Linked DNA regions of Homo sapiens: region 1 is linked to region 2. The links are chromatin contacts, found by Hi-C or POLR2A ChIA-PET in ENCODE. All regions are on one chromosome and are shown on one strand. Each heading gives the region's core, a stretch centred on a gene start or an enhancer-like site at or near the end of the contact. The rest is flanking DNA. Distances are from core to core; before and after follow the strand shown. Region 1 overlaps STAT5B (signal transducer and activator of transcription 5B). Region 2 holds the start of WIPF2 (WAS/WASL interacting protein family member 2).

Evidence for each region. Hi-C counts contacts between places; a loop is a spot of excess contacts on that map. ChIA-PET counts read pairs that join two places held with the same protein, here RNA polymerase II (POLR2A).
Region 1: a loop to region 2 is called in a map of aorta, with 16 times the contacts of the local background. The contact joins the enhancer-like site here to the promoter of WIPF2 in region 2. A Hi-C loop is called at or near these places in 1 of 168 maps with a recorded cell type or tissue (aorta). POLR2A ChIA-PET finds 5 or more read pairs at or near these places in 1 of 52 experiments (WTC11).

Annotation. Positions count from the first base shown.
Region 1 is chr17:42,265,636-42,269,930 of GRCh38, forward strand. The region is part of intron 1 of STAT5B (signal transducer and activator of transcription 5B); the gene reads right to left. Among named protein-coding and RNA genes, the nearest start is that of STAT5B, 8.6 kb to the right of the region's middle. Within about 2 kb of position 1,401, at least 7 of the 41 ENCODE cell types and tissues checked have a DNase peak (open chromatin) inside an H3K27ac peak, as active enhancers do.
Region 2 is chr17:40,216,941-40,221,237 of GRCh38, forward strand. It overlaps WIPF2 (WAS/WASL interacting protein family member 2), which reads left to right and starts at 2,364. Exons shown (of 8, transcript NM_133264.5): 1 at 2,364-2,552. RefSeq lists enhancers at 1,705-1,754, 2,195-2,304, 2,205-2,983.

The DNA.
Region 1 (4,295 bases), core at 151-2,650, 2.0 Mb after region 2:
CTCCCATGCCCAGCTTGAGTATGCACTCTTTTAAGCTCTCAATACATGTATCAAACTGCCATCCAAAAAAAGCACCCATTTACATTTCAACCAATGAGTATGAAAGTGCCAGTTTCCCACATTCCCAAGCAACACTGCTCTTATTTTTCAATATTTTTAGTCTTCATAAATCTGTTAACTGAAAAAACTTGTCATTTTTATTTGCATTTCTTGATTTCCAGTATGGGTGAACACTGTTTCATATGATTATCGGCTATTTGTAGTTCTTCTTTTGTTCATTTTCTATTATGGGAATCATCTTTTTCTTACTACTTATATAGATTACTTATATATTACGAATATTTACCCATAATGCTTTGTCATATATATTAGAAATATTTTTCTTATTTTGTCACTTAGCTTTGGTTTCTGGCATTTTTTGGCATAAAGAAGTTTTAAATATTTATGTATACATATAAAAAGACATATGTGTATCTATAAGATGTATCTTCTTTTATTAGTTATTAAAGCCACTTATATCCTGTTCAAATTTACCAATAAAACTGGAATGTAATGTTAAGTTCTGTGCAAACTAGACCTCTTCACATTTGGGTAATAAAAATTCAAAACTAGCCAGGCTCAGGGGCTCACACCTGCAGTCCCATCTACTCTGGAGGCTGAGGTGGGAGGATCACTTGAGCTCAGGACTTTGAGACCAGCCCGGGCAACATAGTGAGACCCCACTCTTTAAAAAATAATAATAATAAATTAAAATAATAAATAAAATTCAAAACCATAAATTTTGAGAATATCACATTTTTGGACAAAATTTTAAATGTGTGTCTAAAGTAATACGTTTTCTTACTTAAGGACCCACTCCTGGCACACTTCACTCATCCTGGGCAACAGAGCAAGACACTGTCTCAAAAAATAAAAAAAAAAAAAAAAAAATCATTCCCTTAAAATTATATGCTTTTTGGCCCGGTGCAGTGACTCATTCCTGTAATCCCAATACTGTGGAAGGTTGAGGTGGGAGGTGTGGAGGTGGAGGTGGGAGGGATCACCTGGAGACATAGCAAGACCCCTGTCTCTATTTTTTTTTAACTATGTGCATTTTTCTGGTATTGCAAAGTCAAGGGATCTTGCCTCATCACCAACTCAGCATGTGAATTGTAGCCATGCCACTCAGGAAGCCAAATATTTTCTATTTTGTTTTGATACCTTCAACATGAGGAGAAAGGCCAATCTCTTCATACATTACAATGAAATTAGTATTTTTACTTGATATTTAAACTCACTGCAAGATAAACTCATTTGTAAAACATGACTACACTCAGAGTTTCCATATATGTAGTCAGGCACCACATAATGACGTTTCAGTCAATGACAGACCACATATATCACTGTGGTCCCATAAGATAATAAAACGTAGCTGAAAAATTCCTATCCTCTAGTGACGCTGTAGCCATCATAATGTTGTAATGCAATGCATGACTCACATGTTTGTGGCAATGCTGGTGTAAACAAACCCACTGCACTGCCAGTCATGTGAAAGTCTAGCACATACAATTGCGTGCAGTACATACTTGATAATGATAATAAATGCCTATGTTACTGGTTTATGTATTTACCATACTTTTTATCGTTATTTTAGAGTGTACTCCTTCTACTTAAAAAAAAAAGTTAACTGTAAAACAGCCTCAGGCAGGTCCTTCAGGAGGCATTGTTATCACAAGAGATGACAGCTCCATATGTGTTACTGCCCCTGAAGACCTTTCAGTGGAACAAGATGTGGAGGTGCAAGACAGTGATACTGATGACCCTGACCCTGTGTAGGCCTAGACTAATGTGTGTGTTTATGCCTTCACTTTTAAGAAAAAGTTTTTAAAGTTTTGAAAAATTAAAAAGTTTTTAAAGTTTTGAAAAATTAAAAATTATTTAAAAAGAGAAAAAGTAAAAGAATAAAAACATAAAGAAAATATTGTTGCACAGCTGTACATGTTTATGTGTTAAGCTAAGTGTTACTACAAAAGAGTTTAAAAGTGTAAAAAAGTAAACAGTTGGCCGGGCACGGCGGCTCACACCTATAATCCGAGCACTTTGGGAGGTCAAAGTGGGTGGATCACCTGAGGTCAGAAGTTTGAGACCAGCCTGGCCAACATGGTGAAACCCCGTCTCTACTAAAAATACAAAAATTAGCCAGGCGTGGTGGCACACGCCTGTAATCCCAGCTATTCGGGAGGCTGAGGAAGGAGAATTGCTTGAACCGGGAGGTAGAGGTTGCAGTGATCCGAGATCACGCCACTGCACTCCAGCCTGGGCCACAAGAGCAAGACTCCATCTCAAAAAAAAAAAAAAAAAGTAAAAAGTTTACAAAGTAAAAGTATTACAGTAGGCTAAGGTTATTATTGAAGAAAGAAACAATTTTCAAAATACATTTAATGTAGCCTAACCAGACAGTATTTTTAAAATCTACAGTAATGTACAGTAATGTCCTAGGCCTTCACATTCACTCACCATTCACCCACTGAGTTGCCCAGAGCAACTTCCAGTCCTGCAAGCTCCATTCCTGTTAAGTACCCTATATAGATGTACCATTTTTTATCCTTTATGCCATGTTTTTACTGTAACTTTTCTATATTTAGATATGTTTAGATACACAAATACTTACCCTTGTGTTACAATTGTCTACAGTACTCAATACAGTATACATGTTCCACAGGTTTGTAGTCTAGGAGCAATAGGCTTTATCATACAGCCTAGGTGTGCAGTAGGGCTCACCATCTACGTTTGTGTAAGTACCCTCTATGATGGTACCACAATGACAAAATCGCCTAATGCATTTCTTAGAACTTTGTCACCATGTATCATTAAGTGACAAACGACTATAGTTACGTAACAATAACCAAAGAAAAATACAAAAAGAGGGACTATTTACATTGTATCCTTACATATTAAACCTTCCATGCCTTCGGAATAAGAATCTAGTATCCAGTTCTCACTATACATAGCTTTCCCTCACTTTCTATCAGAAATGAGATAGGAGTCCCACCTTCCTGGCATCAGAAACAGATCACCAATCCTGCAAACAAATTCACAGGGTGAACTGTTTCATTTTTAAAGAGCTGTAGATTTCTGTAGATCTCTAATTTGCTACTTTTCCTAAACCTAAAAGATGACCAAAAGATTTTTAGAAACATTAAACAAAAAAACAGAATTAGCATTATTTCTAACAGAACATTTTACCTATTTAAATATACTGTAGAATGAATGCTATATTACAAAGCTGATGAATTCCAATTTTTAGTACTTTAAGAGATCAAGTGTTCAAGTTTCTTTTTATATAGGCTACAATGACATGTATGAATGTAACTTAACATTTAGCCCAGGTTAGATTTTTTAAAATCCCACTCCTTCAAAAACAGTGACTTGCCACCAGCTATAGGCTCTGAATTTATTTAATTTATTTATTTTTTTGAGATGGAGTCTCGCTCCGTCTCCCAGGCTGGAGCACAGTAGTGCGATCTCGGCTCACTGTAACCTCTGCCTCCTGGGTTCAAGTGATTCTTCTGCCTCAGCCTCCTGAGTAGCTGGGATTACAGGCGTGCACCACCACACCTGGCTAATTTTTGTATTTTTAGTAGAGACAGGGTTTCACCATGTTGGCCAGGCTGGTCTCCAACTCCTGACCTCACGTGATCCGCTTGCCTCGGCCTCCCAAATTGTTAGGATTACAGGCGTGAGCCACTGGGCCCGACCTAGGCTCTGAATTTTAGACAACAAAAAATAGTTTCTCACAAACTTTTTAACTTACTCTCACCTAAAGGCTGGAAAACCCCAGTGAAGGCTTTTAAAACTCATCAGACATAGAAAAAAAGAAGCAGCTTTAATTGTAGGATCTCACTGACACAAACATAAGGAAATTCTGAGTTATAGATACCTCACATTAAGCTTTTTCCACTGACATTGTAACTTCTGTCAACATTCAAAGAAAATTCAACCCTGGTCAAAGGTGACAGTTGACAATCCTGGAAGCTAACATCCTCTGTTTATTTGAACAAGTTTATACTCTGCACAGGGAATTGAAGTTCTTCTTGTCTGTGACTTGATCTCCCAAAGTTAAAGCACTACGCTTTAGGGTTGTGAATTCTGTTTCCAAGACTTAACTTCACAATCCACTCCCAAGGAAAAGTGCTGAGAGAAAGTAAGCATCATAAATGAAAAAAAAAAAAAAATCTGAGACTATTTTCTAATGGCCTTTGCAGAGCTCTAGACATACAATAGTTCAGTTGCCTTAAAAATTCGCCCAAATAGGC
Region 2 (4,297 bases), core at 1,114-3,613:
AGAATATGGGTATGGCCTCACTTAGTTACTTTCTTTTTTCTTCCTTTAGACAGGGTTTCACTCTATTGCTCGGGCTGGAGTGCAGTGGCCAATCATGGCTCAGCCCAGCCTTGATCTCCTGGGCTTAAGTGATCCTCCCATATCAGCCTCCCAAGTAGCTGGAACCACAGGCTCACACCACCGTGTCCAGCTAATTTTTTTTTTTTTTTTTGAGACAGAGTCTCACTCTCGTTGCCCAGGCTAGAGTGCAATGGAGTGATCTCAGCTCACCGCTACCTCCGCCTCCTGGGTTCAAGCGATTCTCCTGCCTCAGCATCCCAAGTAGCTGGGATTACAGGCATGTGCCAACACACCTGGCTAATTTTGTATTTGTAGTAGAGACGGGGTTTCACCATGTTGGTCAGGTTGGTCTCGAACTCCCCACCTCAGGTGATCTGCCCGCCTTGGCCTCCCAAAGTGCTGGGATTACGGGCGTGAGCCACCGTGCCCGGTTATATCCGGGTAATTTTTGTAGTAACAAGATTTCACCATGTTTCCCAGGCTGGTCTTGAACTTCTGGGCTCAAGCGATCCCCCCTGTCAGCCTCCCAAAGTGCTGGGATTACAGGCATGAGCCACTGCACTTGGGCCATTTACCTTTTTCATGAAGCCTATATCACTATTTCCCCAAGTCTGGGTGAGATGTCCCTATATTCATCCCAGCGGCTGCCCTTATCACAGAGTGTGTGATAGAGCATGGGGCTTTACATTAGCTACAGTGGGCAGTGAATGCCCTCTGAGGACGAAGCATTTGCAGTAAGGCTTGAAAAATGAGGAAGAGGCGGAGGATAGCCAGTACACAGTCCCTGAGGTGGGAACTGCTGAATGGGGTACATTGCAGTGATAGAAATCAGGTCCTCATAATGTAGAGTGAGTGAGGAGGGGACAGGCAGGGGATGAGGTTGAAGAGTTGGGAGGCTCTGGTAAGGTGTTTGGACCCACCATCTCCCTGGCTCCATCGCCCCACGTATGGCCATGCAGGATGTAGACAGCTGAAAATCTTTACCTCGTGTCCTTGATCCCTATGCCTGCTGTGTTCCCTGCCTTCTCTGATTAATAATAAAATTCCATTCATCCTTCAAGGCCCAGCTCCAAACCATTTAGGAAACCTCCTTCCATTCTTTAGCAGGAATTAATTGCTCCCTTGTCTGACGTCCCACAGCACTAATCACACGCTGACTTGTATCTCAGCTAGCTGTTTATGCCAGTCTGCCCACCAACGTAGTGAGTTCCCTGAGGGCAGAGGCTCTGTCTTAGTCACCTCTGTAGCCATCTCCTGGTGTTTAGCAGGTACTCAATGTGACATTTACTTGACTAGTGGGTGGTGCCTAGTACTACTCATGGCAGAATAGAAGGAAAACAAAAATAATAACAACTTATGCTCTATCACGTTTTCCCATTCATTAACTGATTTCAGCTTTGCAACAACTCTATGAGACAGACGGGACAGGCACTATTAGACCCATTTTACAGATAGGGTAGCTAAGGCCCAATGGCACACAGCTTGTAAGTAATGGGGACTAAGTCCCAATCTTGCCCCCTTACTTCGGATTCTGTGCTGGGAATGGAATTAAACCAAGAGTATTTTGAAGCTATAATGGAAAGCGCTTTTCTGGGTGGACTAGGGAGAGATACTTAGTCAGCTGTCAGGGTTTAACAGCAGCTCCATCAAAGAGGGCACAGGATTTCTCTCTCTGGCCCAAGCAGCTGGAGGGGTCCACAGCACCATCCTATAGCCCTGGAAGCTGGAGGAAACCCCAGCCCGAGAAAGAAGAGACGGTGTTCGAGTCAGGTGGGTAAGATGACGTAAATGATGACTTGTGAGCAGTGGCCTGCCTCTGTTGCCATGACAACCGGAGCTTGACTACTTGGCCTTTGCAAGGTTGGCCGAGGCGGGTTCTTCGTTAACTCGAGATTAAGGAAGGATATTTAGGGGGGAGGGTGTGTGTGTGTGCGGCGGATTAAAGACGAAAGGAGTATATTCAACAATGACTGTTTAGCTCAGTGGTTCTCCACCTTGGCAACACGTTAGAATCACCTGCAACAATTTCCTGATGCCTAGGCTGCACCCCAGAATTAAATTATAATTTCCAGGGGTGGGAACCAGGCATCATAGTATTTAAATCTTGCCAGGTGATTCCAATTGCAGCTAAAGTTGCAAACCCAGCTTTTAGCTGGTAAGCGGAATTCCTGTGACCTTCCTAAGATGGCGTCCACTCAACCGCTTCCGCCTTTACGTGGGCCGGCAGGGGGCGGGCTTCCCAGGGGCGCATGCGTCTCGCATCTCTCCGCTCCCTGCTCTCTCCTCCTTTTTCCCCCGCCTCCATTTTGTTCGCGGACGCTGGGGACGGTGGGAGCAGATCCATTTCCGGGTTGGCAAAAGGGGCGGTGGCGGCGGCGGCGGCGGCGGCGGCGGCGGCGACGGCGAGAAAGAGCTTGCCGGGGGGCGAGCAGGACAGGACGAAGCCGGAGTGTAGGCGGCAGAGGATTCGCTCCCAGAGCAGCTGCGGCCAGGTCGGAAAGAGGCCGGGGCGGCTGGGTCAGTCGCTGAAATGACCTGCGGACCTGAGTGGGAGGGAAAGTCGCGGGGAGGGGGGCTCGGGGCGGGGCTTGAGAAGAGAGGGGGGCATTAGAGGAGGGGCCGGAGGGGGAGAGGGGTCTTGCGGGTGGGGCCTGAGGGGCGGGGGGCCGGGGGACTGTATCGGAAGAACCTGGAGGAGAGAGGGCGTGGGGAATCTGGGGAGGAGTGGTCGAATATTGGTATGGGGCGAGCGGGGACTGGAAAAATGGGGAGGAACGTTTTTGAGAGACAGGCAATAAGGGCTCCTGAAGGGTTGGGTGAGTTAAGGCGGCAACTCTGTGAGGAACGAGGTAATCGTGCGCAAAAAGGGAGACGGGAACGGAGGACCTGTTGGGAACGGCTAATTAGCAGGATGCTGTGGGTGAGGAGTCCAGTGTGACATTTTGGGGATTGAGTTAGGTGAAAGCTAGTGTTTGGGAAGATGGCTCGGGAAACTGCTTACACTAGAGGGAATCTTGAGAGCGTTCTTTGAAAAGGAATCAGAATTTAGTTAAAGGTTGGATTGAGAATGTTAAGATGCGCATTGGAACGTCTGGAGTTGAGGGTTCATGTTGAAGTGGTGTGAAGTGAGGGAAGATGGAATTTTTTTTTTTTTGTTTTAAAGGTGGGGTCTGGCTATGTTGCTCAGACTAGTCTTGAACTCCTGGGCTCAAGCGATCTTCCCACCTTGGACTCCCAGAGTGCTGGGATTACAGGTGTGAGCCACTGCACCCGGCCAAGATGGAAATGTTAAAGTGTTCAGCATGGCAGTGTGTATGGTCGAGTTTTTTATCAGGAAGGAAAGTTCTTAAAAATAGCATTGAGGCAAGGAACTGATATGTGATGGAATTCTTTTTTCTTTTTTTTTCTTTTAAGAGACGTGGTCTCACTCTGTCGCCCGGGCTGGAGTGCAGTGGCATGATCATGGCTCCTTAAAGCCTCGACCTCCCGGGCTGAAGTGGTCCTTCCACCTAAGCCCCGCCAATAGCTGGGACCACAGGTGTGACCACTACTCCCGCCTAACGTGTGTGTGTGTATATATATATATATATATATATATATATATATATATATATATATGTATATATATATATTTTTTTGTTGTTGTTGTTGGAGACAGAGTCTTGCCCTGTTGTCCAGGCTAGTCTGGAATTCCTGGGCTCAAGTGATCCTCCTGTCTCGGCCTCCGCAAGTGCTGGGATTACAGGGATGAGCCACTGTGCCTGGCCCAGAATTCGTTTTTTTTTTTTTTTTGAGATGGAGTCTCGCTCAGTGGCCTAGGCTGGAGTGTAGCGGTGCGATCTCGGCTCACTGCAAGCTCCGCCTCCCGGGTTCACGCCCATTCTTCTGCCTCAGCCTCCCGAGTAGCTGGGACTATAGGTGCCCACCACCACACCTGGCTAATTTTTTTTTGAATTTTTAGTAGAGACGGGGTTTCACTGTGTTAGCCAGGATGGATGGTCTGGATCTCCTGACCTCGTGATCCGCCCGCCTCTGCCTCCCAGAGTTCTGGGATTAGAGGCGTGAGCCCCTGCGCCTGTCCAGAATTCATATTTTTTAAAGGACTTGAATAATCTGTTATTGCTTTGGGCTCTCCCAGGGTCCCCGTCCTTTTTCATGCTGTTATTTTTGCCTTACGGTTTTGGTTTTTGACTGTCTTACTGAATGTTTTTGGCTATTCTGTTCTCCTTTTACAAAT